Regions from separate parts of the Homo sapiens genome. Here region 1 is linked to region 2. Evidence: read pairs that join two places in POLR2A ChIA-PET (ENCODE). Cell type or tissue: PC-9. All regions are shown on one strand.

Evidence for each region. ChIA-PET counts read pairs that join two places held together with the same protein. Peaks named below come from ENCODE experiments on the same cell type or tissue, not always from the same donor. Only the 100,000 strongest peaks of a DNase experiment are listed, where the experiment ranks them.
Region 1: POLR2A ChIA-PET joins it to region 2 with 12 read pairs; 13 of 35 experiments call an interaction of 5 or more read pairs at or near these places.

What each region holds. Positions count from the first base shown.
Region 1 is chr16:24,545,459-24,553,458 of GRCh38, reverse strand. RBBP6 (RB binding protein 6, ubiquitin ligase) reads right to left here. Exons shown (of 18, transcript NM_006910.5): 2 at 7,197-7,296; 3 at 4,478-4,514. Among named protein-coding and RNA genes, the nearest start is that of RBBP6, 9.9 kb to the right of the region's middle. In PC-9, no CTCF peak of the experiment used is centred here; no DNase peak of the experiment used is centred here.
Region 2 is chr16:24,733,681-24,741,680 of GRCh38, reverse strand. All of the region lies in intron 2 of TNRC6A (trinucleotide repeat containing adaptor 6A), which reads right to left. Among named protein-coding and RNA genes, the nearest start is that of TNRC6A, 8.0 kb to the right of the region's middle. In PC-9, no CTCF peak of the experiment used is centred here; DNase peaks (open chromatin) are centred at 4,100 and 4,820; H3K4me3 peaks cover 1,601 bases; H3K27ac peaks cover 2,898 bases.

The DNA.
Region 1 (8,000 bases), 190 kb after region 2:
GTGATCATTTAGCCCCTATTGACACCTTAATGTTGAAATATTGGGCATTTTCTTAGTTTTCTAAAGAATGTTAAGCTTGAAAATGTAGCTCAGCCTACTTCATTCTTCTCTAGATATTTCACACAGTTATAAAAAGCTATCAGTTGGAGGGGAGGAAGAGGGGACTCAATTAAAATGAAAAAATGTATCACACAGAAAATCTGTTCAGAGTGTCGACTGAATACTAGGAGTCCCATATCTCCCTATGGTCTCTAAATGTGACAATACTCAAGACAATGTACACTGGAAGAGAGAATAAGAAATCTAATTTTCCTGCAAGGCCATTATACAACATTGTAAAAACAAACAGCCCTTTAAGGGCTCAGATAATTGCTTTAATAAATAACAGCTCCCATATAATTGCTACTTCTTTAATTTTTGAAAACATACTCTTCAGTCTGAGTAAGTTTGTTTATTCTCTCATACAAAGAGTAATAGCTTCTTGTCAAAGAAACCACAGCTTTCTCAGGGCAAAGATGTTAAGTCAAAAAAAGGGAAAACAATGGCACCCTGAGGAGAAGGCCAACAGAGCTGTCACTTATTATGATGGACTCTAATATTTGAAGAAAGTTAATTTAATCACACAGAGCAAGTGTACATAAAGGATATAAGAGGGCTTTAAAAAAGGTATTTTAATGAGCCTTAAGCATTCTGCCCCACTCACTAACTGCCAATTCTCTAACACTGAAGAGGGGGAGATAACTGGGCATATTTGAAGAGGCATCTTTGTGTAAAAGATGTATGGAGTCAGGAGAGAGCCACCTTCATAAACTGTTCTGTGCAAAGAGGAATAAAACATTTCTCTTTCAAAATAAAATAAAAATAAAAATGTATTTTAAATTGAACACTAATTTTTTTCATTTGATCCTCTGAAATGATTTTAATATCAGTTTTTAAAAAAATCTTTAGCAAACAATCTTGAAGATATGATTTCCCTACAGCTTCCTACGTAGTAAGTGGGTTGCTTAGTTAACATGTCGTAAGGTCAGAACTCTTCATTTAAAATGGAGAATGTAACAAGATGTCTGGATCAAAGAAAAAAGTCTTCATCAGGTATTCTGTTCCAGAGAACCAAAAGTTTTAAAATAAAAGCAACATGACTTAAGAGCCCCAAAGACAAATGTAACCAGTCTCAATATGAAGTTCTTAGCCAATGCCCACACAGTAGGGATTCAATAAATGTAAATAAAAAATAATGTTGGCTAAATATAAGACACATCTCACAAATATCTTAGGGTTTTAAAAGTTAATTTGATGGATATTACTGGGATGTTTATTCAGACAAAAGGTTCTTTGCTCCACATTAAGGAACTGACTATAAAAGAGTTCATGATGCACTAACCCTATAACTTAATGCATATCTACATAATTTGCCAATGGGTTATCATTTTTGTCCAGCTTTTAAGTATTTTTTTCCTTTAAGAACTAATCTCAAGTGGTAAGTAGAAAAAAACCTCTAAATAATACATATCTCTTTTTATCTAAAATAAGTTCTGACCTACTCAATCTATTTTAAAGATTTTATACCAACCAGAAGTTACTTGATTTTAAGTAACAAGGACTAGACAAATTGCTGTCAACCATCATCTATACTACATTCTAACCAATAAAACAAATAGTCTTTAAAAATAGCCCATTACTATCTAGAATAGAATATAAATACTGATGATTTCCTTGGAAAGAAAACAATTATATTAACTTTCTTACCACTGGAACTAAAAAACTTAAGAATAAAAAAAAAATCTTCCCACTCCTAACACTTAAGATATAGTATCCTTTTTGTTTTTATGCTGGGCTTTTGTGTGCTTTTAAGCTTTCTGCTAACTTATTAGTATTATGTATTTATTGACTTTGAAGTGGTTTTAGATATGCAACTGCACCTAAATCACCTTTTTACCACCAAGTAATCACTATTGCCCCTAAATATCTTATAGTCCACAAAGAAGTCAAATTTACCTCAAATTTAGAAAAGCAAACAAATGTTTCCTACATATAGCAAGGTGTTCAGAAATGAGCAAAAAATGTTGACAAAGAATGGTTTAAAAATGATTAGGAATTTGTATTACTAAACATCAATAAAAATAGTGACTCTTGGTAAGATACTAATGGTAAAAAAAAGTCTGCCACTTAAAGTCCTCACAAAACGGACTGATGCAGACCGTAGACATTAAAATTAACCCACCTCCCTGTACCTAATTAGGGGTCTTGTTTTGGGAAGCAAGGATCTAAAATCTTTTATGCCAATTATATTAGCTTTTTGAAGTTAAAGAATCCTATAAAATACCACTCTGATATTTAGTTAGCAAGAAGAACATCCAGCTTTGGGGTATCAACATGGATGGATGACTAAAAACAAGACTGGGGAATATGGAAACAGCCATCCATTCTTGATTAGAGTTCGCTTCCATTACCAAAACTATACATTTACTTTACTAATCAGGATAAGAAAAATTTGGCTTAGCGCCTCTATTTACTTTGCTTTTGTGAATGTGTACAATCCACGTGACTCTAAATCTCCTAAGATGGGCACTAATTATGCTTGATGAATATATTCTCATCTTAAATGCCAGCAAATGTACCCCAAGCAAATAAATGATGGGGACAACAAGGTTATCTAATATCTCTATTTCAGATAATTCTACCTAAAAATTAAAGCCAATTTTAAAGTATTAAAAAAAAAAGAAAAGAAAAGAGAAACCTAAATAAGCTTAAATAAACTGCTTCTTATAAATGTAATACAGACATGCCGGAACACACAAGGCTAAAAGAATGTTAACTTTATTTATGAACATGTGATTTGTGTTTATACACATGCTAATAAACAAAAAGGAAATAACTGTTTTCAAGAAATAAAACTTCATCTGAATTAGTTTAAATACTATATAAACTGTACTTTATACAAAATGTGTTACATTAACTACTACAGTCACCAGGATAGTCAATCTAATTTATGCTAGCATTTGGATACATAAAAATCAGTTTTAAACCAATCACCAGCAAAACATAAGCTTGGACAGTTTTTACAGCATTATGCTTAAAAAAAAAAAACAAAAAAACAAAAAAAAACACCCCATATCCAAAAAGAGGAAAAAAAAACCCCAAACACTAAGACTTTTGATCTTAGAATCACTGTATTTAGTTCCACAAGAACTAAAGGCCATATACTCTAAAGAACAAGTCCAATGTTCAGATATTCTATATTATCATGTTTAAGATCCAATGATCCAAGGTTAGTGAAATGCCTCATATACAAAGAGCAATAGTATTTAAAAAGTATATAATGTGAAATAGCAAGCAATACCCTTGAATTCTAAATGAAGATTTTAGACATCTTGCATTGTGTACAATATCAAGCCTGGGCATTAAAATGTTTAGAGAACCATTACATTTACAGAACCCAATTATGATAGACCTGTGTTATGAAACAGATGCTTCACCCCACAACTTAGGAATGCTGCTACTTTTTACTTAAGAGCTCAAAGTTAAAATGGTATCACAAATTAAGTTAATCTGTGATTACAAAAATTAAGCTTAACTTTCTTCAAACCAGTTATCCTGGTTAAGGGGAGTTACCTCTGATAAGGTACAGCTTTCAATGGCCTAAAATTAACGCAGCATTTTAGTATAAGAGGGAAATATTTTAATTTGGACATCTGCACTAACTAGATAGAAGTGGAAGATCTCATTAAACTTTGAAAACAATATAATCAGTTTATATAAACTCAAAATCACTAAGACACTTATATATTCATAGGGGGCCCCAGGTTCAGGTTTCACTTTATAGTACAGATGTAAACAAAAGAAGGAGCTCAAAATGCCAAATAAAGCAAGACTAAATAATAAAGCTGCATCAATGGTCTCTGGAAAGCTCTTTTCTATGATGTGTTTGAACTTGGAGAAAGCATCAAACTTTAATATAAGCTTTGCATGTTGCTAATGCGTTTTTGGAAGCCATAAATCAGGCAGGAAAAAAAAAACTAACAAAAACTAAGTGATACAACGTGAAAATGGCAAAATATACACTCCAAACATTTTTTATTGCAAGAAACAAAAAGCACACAACAGCCTGTACATACATACAAAATACTAACTATAGACAGACAAATGTAGAACATGTCATCATGTTCCTTAGTGTAAAACCTAAACGATCTAAAAAGGATCATACATTAACTGTACAACACAGTGTCATACAGGGATAATGCTATCATATTTAATATGAAACAGTGTTACGGGCACAAATTACCCATTTCTACAAAATAAGTGTGCAAGTGATGCCACATATTATCCATATTCAACTGAGCTGTCATCAAAATACATTTTATTTACAATATGTACTATGATCAGTTGGATATTAAGTTCTAAAATGATTTACTTCACTGCTACATTATAAAGGTAAAAGCAATGTGTAGAAAAAGTGTGAGATTGTGTTTTTACATACTGCTTTTGTAGTTGCCATCGCTGGTTCAGTTCGACTTCTAAAACACAAAATAAAAACAAAAATTAACATTAGCTATTTATGAATTTTTGTGCTAATAAATTTTAACACATTATCTTCAATAATACATTTTTAGGAACCTAATTTTCCTTTGGTATAAATATTTAACAGCCAATTTCTGAATGAATAAATTACTCTGATTAATCTTTACCACCTTTGAGCAGTTTTAAGATAGATTTGTGGTTTGGAAAAAAATTCCATACTAGGGAATTCAAAAATAGGTGTACCCTGCCACTTAAAACAAATGTTTTCTGAAAGGTAGTATAGGGATTTTATGTTTAGAAACGTAGTTTATTCTTAATAAACTGAAAATTTTAAATTATATAATTTCCCAGTTTCTGAATGCGTAAATTTTCACACATCAGGAAGACTGCTGTTGTTAACATTTGTAATTTGAATCCCTGAGAAATTGCTGTGCTCCCAAAACTAATTTTCAAATCTGGAGGGCCAGGCTGATAGCTATTTTCATTTTTCAAATGTCTCAAAACAACAATCAAGGATTGAACAAGAGGCCAAGGTGAGAGGATCACTTGAGCCCAGGAGTTTGAGACTAACCTGGGCTGTAACATAGTGACCCCATCTCTTAAAAACAGAAAAAAAAAAAAAACTGAACAAAAATTCTCACTCCCAGAAAAACACAATATAATCAGAGTATTTTAGTTAAAAGAACTGACTTAAATGGCTGTGTAGAACTGGACAATTTGATGTTTAAAAGACATAAACCCCAAAAGAAATTATTTTAATCCACACAGGAAAGGGGAAGAAGTTGAGTTGCTAGATTATAGCCTTTTAATGCTTAAAGTTTAAGGTATCTTGACTATAGAGAAATGTTAGCATCTAACAGGAGTTTCTAGGTGTGTGTATAATTTGGAATTTGAGATAAAAAAAAAACTGAGCTTTGATTTTCTAGTATTTGCTCAAAAAAAAACTGAGATGCATTTTATGAGGCAAATTTATTACAAACAGAACCCTATATATTGTACATTAACATATAATTCTGTGTAAGAGGCAACTTATTTTGCCATGTACTTCAAATAATTCTTAAGAGTTTCTATCAAAAAATCTACAGAAAATACATTTGCCATTTTTTAAAAAGCACTTGGTAAATTAAAGTAAAATTTCACACTGGATTGTAGGAATTAATTCTCCCCATAAATTTATAATTCTTAGGCTGGGTGCGGTGGCTCACGCCTGTAATCTCAGTACTTTGGGAGGCCAAGTTGGGTGGATCACCTGAGGTCAGGAGTTTGAAACCAGCCGGGCCAACATGGTGAAACCCAGTCTCTACTAAAAATCCAAAAATTGGCCAGGCTTGGTGGTGGGCACCCATAATCCTGGCTACTTGGGAGGCTGAGGCAGGAGAATCGCTTGAGCCCGGAGGCTACAGTGAGCCAAGATTGTGCCACTGCACTCCAGGCTGGGCAACAGAGTGAGACTCCATCTCAGGAAAAAACAAAACAAAACAAAACAATATATATATATACACACATATATATATAATTCTTAGAATCATTTAAAGTTAAGAACACACACCATTAAAAGTTCACTTGGCAATTACAACAAGGAAAGTATTCAGCTTTTTAAAGTAGCTATTATATGGAAGATACTGCACAAAAGGACCTCTAAGTGTTAAGATATGGAATATAACTTTACAACAAACTAATGAGAAAAATCTTAGAATACTTGCCCATATGAGGTAAAGCTCCAAGAAATGACTTTATTTTTACCTTAATTTCAAGAACACTTTCCATTCCCTAGCACTGGCAAATTCTAGAATTTTTCATTGACTCAAAATAATTTGTTCCAATTTCAAACAATACTACCTAATTCTAAGTGAAAATCACTACTCTTTAAATAACCTATGTTGCTGCCCTTTTCACATATTATAGTTCTGCTATCACTACTGAAATTGCAAGAAAGCAGAGAAAGTTAAGGATATAAGGTTTTAATCCTGCCCCAGGTTAGTGAATACCAGCTCCGGACTAGTTGTGAGACTGCTCTCTTCCTACTCCAATAATGTGCATTTAGCATGTGCCAGACACTATTTAATTCTTACAACCCTCTAGAGTTAAGTACTCACGTCCCTATTTTATTTTTGAGGAATCTGAGGCACAGAGACTTACCCAAGGTCCAAAGTCACACAACTGGTATGAAGCAGTAAATGGAGTCAAATCTAAGCCTGATTTCAGTGCCCATGATTATAAATCCTATATACTTTATGCCTCTCAGCCAAAGCCCCTTATTGATAAAGAGTAAATGTTAGCATTACTGAATACTCTTGATGCTGTCAAAATATTTAGGACCGATGTCTACAACACCAAATTTTTGTAGTGAAGAAAACTGAAGGAACCCCCACAAAAAAAAGTAGTCAAAGAAAGGCACAGAAATAATGTGAATATCACTTTCTTGTATCTGTAAATACTGGCCATATGGAGAAAAATTTTTCCTAATAATGGCCCTCTCACAACAGGCTAAGTCAATTTAACTGGGGGAGGAAATCAAAAACAAACGAACAAAGAAACCTACTATCCTCACAGTCTTGAGAAGATGTATTCATTAAGGTTAAAGTAATGAGTTCAGTTCTAAAATACAGTTTTTTCTCACAAAATTAAAAAAACTAAAAAAAGTCTATTTTGAGAAATACATGAGATTTGATACTTACATAACATATGTCTTGCTTGTAGATTTAACACCTCCAATAGGAATTCTTCTAACAATTACAGAAGAATTCTTAGGAATCAGAGCATTATCATCAGTATATTCTGTAAATAAAAAGACAGAATTGAATTTCCATTTGGGGATTTGAGTGCGTAACCAAGAATTAGAAAACTTCAAATATAAATTTCATGGGAAATGACTTTAAATATAATAACTACAAGTTCCTTGCAACTAGATTACTGATATTGTCAGAACAAACATCCAAAGCCCTAAGAGGGCTTCTTTTCAAAGGACAACCAATATCATCAGCAGGTTCTTGGCTCTAGCACTTCTACTTTTGTGGAACTCCAAATCTCAGTAACACCGTCATTCTTTAGTTTAGTCTGAAATGCTGAACATGTGAATGGTGAAAAAGCCGTTATTCGGAATGAAGATATTCTGTCTCTCCTAGTCCCTAAACGTTAGTTGAGTATTACAATCCCTGCATTCACAGAAATTATTACTGAGGAAGATAGACTAAAAATTAAATTATGACGTTATGAATAAAGAGAAAATGGTTTTCTAATAAGGAATGAATAGTGGAATACAACTTCAGATAGAATGTTGATTCCAAGAAAGCCCCTTGGAGGAACTTCTACTGGATACTTAAAGACTGAGAACCCAGCCAGATACAGGAAAAAAACTGGTTGAGGACTATTTCAGGCAAAGGATAAAAAAAGCATGTAGAAAAATGATACGAAACGGCTTGAAGAGCCTAAGAAAATAAAAGAAAAGAATGACAGAAAGGTATAGACCATACACTGATTTA
Region 2 (8,000 bases):
AATGCAGAATTAGGTGGACGCAAAACCAACAGCTAAAGGTCCCAGATTGCAAACCAGAGCAAATCAGGTACCAGGTACCAAAAGAGAACCAAGGTATCAAAAGATAAATCTATAGGCCAATAACCCTTATGAATACAAACATAAAACTCCTCAACAAAAGACTAACAAACCAAATCTAGCAACAAACAGGACTACACAAAGTGGATTTATCCCAGATATGCAAGGGTGGTTTAACATGAAAATCAACGAAATACACCATGTTAATAGAATGAAGGACAAAGCTACATGATGATTTCAAGAGACACAGAAAAAGCATCTGACAAAATCCAGTATCCTTTTACAAGACAAAAACACTCAAAACAGGAATAAAAGAAAACTTCCTTAACCTGATAAAGGCCCACAGCTCACAACATACATAATGATAAAGACTGCATACTTTTCCTCAAGATTAGGAACAAGACAAGGATGTCTGATCTTGCCACTTCCTATTCGACACTGAGCTCGAGGTTCCAGTCAGAAAAAAGAGAGTGCGTGTGTGAGTAAGCATGCACGAAAATTGGAAAAGAAGATGTAAAACTGTCTCTATTCACAGATGACAGGCTCTTGTACACAGAAAGTCCTAATGAATCCAGATACATAAAGACTACTGGAACTAATGAACATGTTCAGCACAGCCGCAGAACACAGTATCAACATACAAAAATCAATTGGCTGACACACGCTACAATATGGACAAATCTTGAGGACACTATGCTAAGTGAAATAAGCCAGTCACAAAAGGACAAACACTCTATGACTCCACTAATGAGGTATCTAGAATAATCAAATGCATACAGACAGAAGGTGGAATTGTGGCTGCCAAGAGCTGAAGGCAATAGGGAGTTATGATTTAACGGGTACAGAGTTTCCATTTTACAAGATGAAGAGTTGCAGAGGTGGATGGTGGTGATGGCTGCACAACAATGTGAATGGACAATGCCACCAAACTACATCATTTAAAATGGATAAGATGGTAAATTTTACGTGTTTCACAATTTTTAAAAAACTTTAAAAAAAATCTACTGTATTTCTATACAGTAGCAGTGGACAACCCAAAAAGTAAATCAAGAAAACAATTCCACCTACAATAGCATCAAAAAGTTTTAGGAATAAATTCCACAAAAGAAGCATGATTACACACTGAAAACTACACAACATCTTTGAAAACAATTAAAGACCTAAATAAATAGAAAAAGATTCCATGTTCGTGAACTGGAAGACTTAATATTATAAAATGCAATACTGTCCACACTGGCCTACATATTCAACACTGTTCCTATCAAAATCTCAGCTGCCTTTTTGCTGAAATTGACAAGCTGATCCAAAAATTCACATAGAAATGCAACCAGAATAGTCAATGCAATCTTTAAAAAAATTTTTTTTTAATAATTAGTCTCTGGTTATCCAGCCAATGCAATCTTGAAGGAAGGCTCATACTGATTCCAAACTTATTACAACAAAGCTGAAGTAATCAAGACAGTGTGGAAGTGGCATAATGATGAACACATAGTATCAACAGAATAGAATTGAGAGTCCAGAAATAATTCTTCATTTTATGATCAAGTGACCTTCAACAGGGTGCCAAGATGAAAGTCTTTTCAACAAATGAAGCTGGAATTACTGGATAGTTACATAACAAGAATGACATTGGAGCCCTCATGCCATATGCAAAACTTAACTCAAAATGAATTACAGAACTAAACATTAAGAACTAAAACTATAAAATTATTAGAATACAAGTAAATCTTTGTGACCTTGGATTTGTTGCCAACAACACAAGTAACAGAAAAAAATACTGGTAAACTAGATTTACAAAATTTTAAATTTTTGTGCTCAAGGGACTTCATCAAGAAAGTGAAAAGAGGCTGCATGCGGTGGCTCATGCCTGTAATCCTAGCACTTTGGGAGGCAGAGGCGGGTGGATCATTTGAGGTCAGGAGTTCAAGGCTGGCCTGGCCAACATGGTGAAATTCTGTCTCTATTAAAAATACAAAAATTAGTTGGGCATAGTAGTGGGTGCCTGTAATCCCAGCTACTCAGGAGGCTGAGGGAGGAGAAACGCTTGAACCTGGCAGGTGGAGTTTGCAGTGAGCTGAGATCATGCCACTGCACTCCAGCCTGGGCGACAGAGCAAGACTCTGTCTCAAAAAAAAAAAAAAAAAAGTGAAAGGAAAAGCCACAAAATAGGAAAAAATACCTGTAAATCATATATCTAATAAGGGACTTGTATCTAAGCTATATAAAGACCTTTTTCAATGACAAAAAATATCACCTAATTTAAAGATGGGAGAAGAATCTGAATGGCCACTTCTCAGATCAGATATACGAATGGCCAATAAGGACATGAAAAGATGCTAATCATCATTAGCCATTAGGAAAATGTAAATCAAAACCATAATGAGATACCACTTTACATCTATTAGGATGGCTAAAATCAGAAACAAGAACCCTAACAAATGCTGGCAATGGAAAGGATGTGGAGAACCTAGTGCCTCCATACATTGCTGATGAGAATGTAGAACTGTGCAGCTGCTTTGCAAACAGTCGGGCAGTTCCTCAAAAAGTTAAACAGAGCCTGAGCAACACAGTGAAACCCCATCTCTACAAAATATAGAAAAAATTAGCCAGGCGTGGTGGCATGCACCTGCAGTCCCAGCTACCTGGGAGGCAGTGGTGAGAGGATGGCTTGAGCCTGGAAGGTGGGAGGTTGCAGTGAGCTGAGATTGCACCACTGAACGTCAGCCTGGGCAACAGAGGGAGTCCGTCTCAAAAACAAAACAAAACAACACAAACAAAAGTTAAACAAAGTTACCATATAACCCAGCAATTCCACCCCTAGGTATATAACCAATAGAATTGAAAATATATGTCCACACAAACATTTGTACATGAATGTTCATAGCAATATTATTCATAATAGCCCCAAAGTTAGAACAGCCCAAATGCCCATTAACTGATGAACGGACAAACAAAATGGGCAATAGCCATACAATGAAATTTATTTGCCCATAAAAAGGAATAAAGGATATATGCGACATGATGGACGAACCTTGAAAACACTACACTAAATAAGACAAGTCACGTACAAAAGTATCATATAGTATGATTCCACTTAAACGAAAATAGGTAAGTCCATAGAGTTATAATAGAAAGTAGATTAGTGGTTGCCAGAGGCTGGGTGGAAGGGACAAATGGGGAGTGGCTGCTATTATGGGGTTTTTGGGTGAAGGGGTGAAAATTCTAGAATTAGACAGTGGTGCTGATTGCACAACTCTGTGAATATACTAAAAACCATTAAATCATACACTTTGTGGACTTTAAAAGGGTGAATTTTATCATATGGGAATTTTATCTGAATAAAGCTGTTATTTAAAAGTTGAGAGAAACTGAAAGGTACATTCAGAGAAGGAAGAGTTAGGGACAGGGCAAAAGGTGGAAGGGACAGTGCTAAATTGATAAGCTGAGCAAAAAACAAGAGTCTGGGCTTTAATTCCAGAGTCACTGGGAAGGAGCCAACAAAGGTTTCTAAGAAATAGTGACTGACAGGCCTCAGAAACGTGGCTCGAGGACGATTAACCTGCAGCAGTGTAGAGAATGCACATTTTATGACCCTATCTTTGTAAGATTTTCACTATATGCCTCACATTGCAAAGAGATTCACAAGTGGAATAACATATAAAACATATTTCTCTTACATCAGTTATACAGTCAATTATCAAGGAATAAATGATATTTAAAAGGACATTTAAAATCAGCACACACTTAACTACCATTCTCTCCCGTCTGTGCACACATGTTTTAGGGAAACTTCAAAAGAATGGGAGAAAGAAGGGACCAAAGTCAACAAAACACAGACGTCATAACTCTAAAAATATTCAATATTATTGCAGCAAACTGCTCAATAAGTGCTCCCTGACTGAAAACCACTAATAAGAACAGCAAAACAACTGAGTTGGCTTAATCTTGTTTGTTATTATACAAAATCCAATCAGTCACTGTTTGCAGAAAATATCTTGTAAGGTTCAAAGTATAAAATTCTTCAACCAGGTTTCAATCTGTTTTGAACATTCCATTTGAAACGGGAAGTCAGCTGAGTCATCATCACATAATATACTACTGCTAAAAATTCAAAATGCTTTTCCCTAGTTACAAGAGTGGAAATGCTAGGATTTCTCCTTCATAGCCAACTCAAACACACAGAGTATGCAAATCATTTTTAAAATAAGACATCTTAAATAGGAAATTTAAACTATATTTATTTTCATGGGTGGCTTTTTTTTAAGATGGAAAGAAGCTATGCCTTAGTCGAATATTACTTCCTTTTGAATCTCAAACATCTTCCTCTTATTGATACTATTCAGCTCCTCTGACAACCTCCTCATAAAGAAGCAGTTTCTTAATCTTTGAGGAGTAATGACCCTTTGAGATCTAATGAGCACTAAAGACCATATCTGCTTTTGTTGTGGGGTTTTATTTTTATTTTTATTATTTTATTTTGGCATACATTCAATTTTGCAAACCACTTCATAACACCTGTGGTCCCTCTGTGGCATCGGGATGAGAACCCTTGGTCTGGTGGCACCGTGCCACTCTAATTTCAATGGGGCATTCTTTTAAGAAAGCGTATTACAAGCCCAGCCCCAATGTTTCATTTTCCTACCAGGGTTATCAGTTCATCACTGGTCAAAGCTGAAAACAAGCAACTTTTATGTCCCACAGTAAGGGAGCTACCTTTGGCATAAATCTTCATAAAAGCAGTAATCATTATGGCTGATCGATTTAAATACAAAGACCTGTAATTACTGTAACCTCAAATATTTAAAATTACATCTCGGTTTAAACCAATTGTTTGGCATTTCCTAAAATGAAAGAAACACCAAGTCAGTGTAGAAGTAAGAATATTGGATAACCTTTCGGTTAATTTACTTCAAAATGCTGTGGGGAGGGAATACTGAAGACAAACACATCATCACCTATGGGATACTCCTGCCAAAAAGGGTCAACCTGAACCTAATCATACAGACAAGACCCAAAAAATGCAAATTTCAGTCTGCAAAAACAACTAGACTGGACTATTTCAAAATGTCATTGTCAAGAGAGAAGCAGAAAAGGGCAGGAAAATGCTCCTAATGTAAGAGAAACTTCAGACACAACTAAATGCAACCCAGGATACAGCAATTGAGTGAAAGAACAAATACAACTTTAAAAAAAATTTTGAGAAAATTGGGAAAATCTGAATAGGGACCAGACAGAATTGTAAAGTTAAACTTCCTGTGGGTGATCATTTGATTGCTGTCAGGTAGAATGCCCTTATTCTGTGAGATACCTACTGCCATACTTTGGTGTGCAATGTCACGATAGAACAAATGTGGCAAAATATTAATAATCACTAAAACTAGGTAAAGAGATACAGGTATTAGTTGCAACATTTTTCCAATTTTGCTTAAGGTTAGAATGATTGATTATTTATTTGAGACAGAGTTTTGCTTTTGTGCCCAGGCTAGGCTGGAGTGCAATGGCGCAATTTCGGCTCACTGCAACCCTCGCCTCCCAGGTTCAAGCGATTCTCCTCCCTCACCCTCACAAGTAGCTGGGATTACAGGCATGTGCCACCACACCAGGCTAATTTTGGTATTTTTAGTAAAGATGGGGTTTCACCATGTTGGTCAGGCTGGTGTTGAACTCCTGACCTCCAGTGATCTGCCCACCTCGGCCTCCCAAAGTGCTGGGATTACAGGCATGAGCCACTGTGCCCGGCCAATTTTTTAAAATTTTAAAATGAGATAGGGATTTCTGTTTTTTCAGTGAGAGATTTATCATGCATCAGCCTGAACAGAATACATATAACGCATACCATTTTAGTCTTTCCAATCATGGGCAATACTTTTGCAGTTGTCATTAAAATTGTAAATATGTTTTGCAATTTATACTTTCAGACATTTCAGATGCCAAAAATCAAAAGAGCTTACAGAATGGTATTCTTTTGATGTTTATATTCAAATTTTCCACAGAGGGTTGTTACACATTTTTAAATTAAGTTTACAGATTGTGATTAATTTATCCTATCAAGTGATTTACCACCTAATTGCCAAATTAAGCTGGAAAAAAAGCATATTGGGTTGGTACATTAAAAATGAGCAAAAACCACAATTAACTTTCGCACCAACCTATAGCAATATGCATGTGTTGGCCTGCAAACCGTATCACAGCAAAGCAAAAGAAAAGCTTAACAAAATCAGATTTTCTTTCTTTTTTTTCAGACAAAGGTTGATGAATTGCATGAGTGGGATCCACCTTAGCTACGGAGACCTAATGCCTTGGGGTTTTACTCCTGCTGTCCTAGTCATTTCTTTTCTTTCTTTCGAAACAGAGTTTCACTCTGTTGCCCAGGCTGGAGCGCAGTGGCACAATCTCGGCTCACTGCAACCTCCACCTCCCAGGTTCAGATTCTCCTGCCTCAGCCTCCCAAGTAGCTGGGATTACAGGCACATGCCATCACACCCAGCTAATTTTTGTACTTTTAGTAGAGACGGGGTCTCACCATGTTGGCCAAGCTGGTCTTGAATTCCTGACCTCAAATGATCCACGTGCCTCAGTCTCCCAAAGTGCTGGGATTACCCGTGTGAGCCACTGCACCTGGCCAGTCCTAGTCATTTCTAATATAGCATTTGTCCCACGCAAAAGCATCTCAGATAAGTGTCCCAGTTTAGATGCAACATTATATGGTATATAGCACTTTTAACAACTTTTGTTATATGATGACATACAGTTGGTTTATGGGGGGACAAATCAGTATAACGTGAAGTTAACTTCTACTTTAAACAAAACACATTTAGTACATGATAGTAAAGTCATCACTAGAATGAACATAACATATTGAGATAACTGCTTTTACTCTTTTAGAATAAAAAAGGAGAAACCAAAATTATATTTTATCTATTGTGCAATATAAAATAAAATACTGCACATGGGAGGAATACTAGAATTAGAGTCAAAAGGCCTGTTTAAATCCCAGCTGGGTCACTTGACAGAGAATATAAACTTGCGTAAGTTACTGAATCTGTTTCAACCACAGCTTTCTCACTTGAGAAATGAAGAAGTCAGAATGCTGGCTGATCTCTATCTAAAGTCATAGTCCAGCTCTAAATATTCAATGATTCTATGATTCTGGCCTCCAAAATATTTTTTCAGACTAGACCAGCTGAGTTCTACTGGTCTAGACCAGTACTGGTAGATTTTTTTTTTACAACTGCAAAATGTAACTTAGCATCTTCTCTCCCCAAACTCCTATTTCTGCTCTGACTTGTTCTGTTCAGAGGTTGGGTCAAACTCTCATTCACCCATGATGAAGATTCCTATGTATTTTTGACTCCTCTGACACCTAATCAGCTGTCAAATCCCAGATTCTTAACTTCCTCAGTATCTTATACACTCATCTTTTTTTTCCTTTCTCTCTCTTTTTGCTTTGAGACAGGGTTGCACTCTGTTTCCCAGGCTGGAATGCAGTGGCACAAACTCAGCTCACTGAAGCCTCAAACTGCTGGGCTCAAGCAAACCTCCCACCTCAGCCTCCCAAGTAGCTGGGACTACAGGTGCACACCACCACACCCAGCTAATTTTTTAAAATTCTTTTGTAGAGGCAGAGTCTTATCATGTTGCACAGGCTGGTCTCAAACTCCTGGGCTCAATCCTCCTGCCTTGGCCTCCCAAAGTGCTGGGATTACAGGCGTTAGCCACTGGGTCCAGCCTCACTCACCTCTTTTTGCCACCACTTCAATTCAGGCCTCCATCGCTTCTTGCCTAGATCGCTAGTTTTCTCCCATAAATACACCTGGTTAGTAATCCCAGACCAGAAGATTATTCTATCACATCAGTACGCAACAAAAAGCATGCAATAGCTCCCATACCTAAAAATTTATGCACAAGTTCCTCAACCTGACATTCAAGAACCTCTATATCTG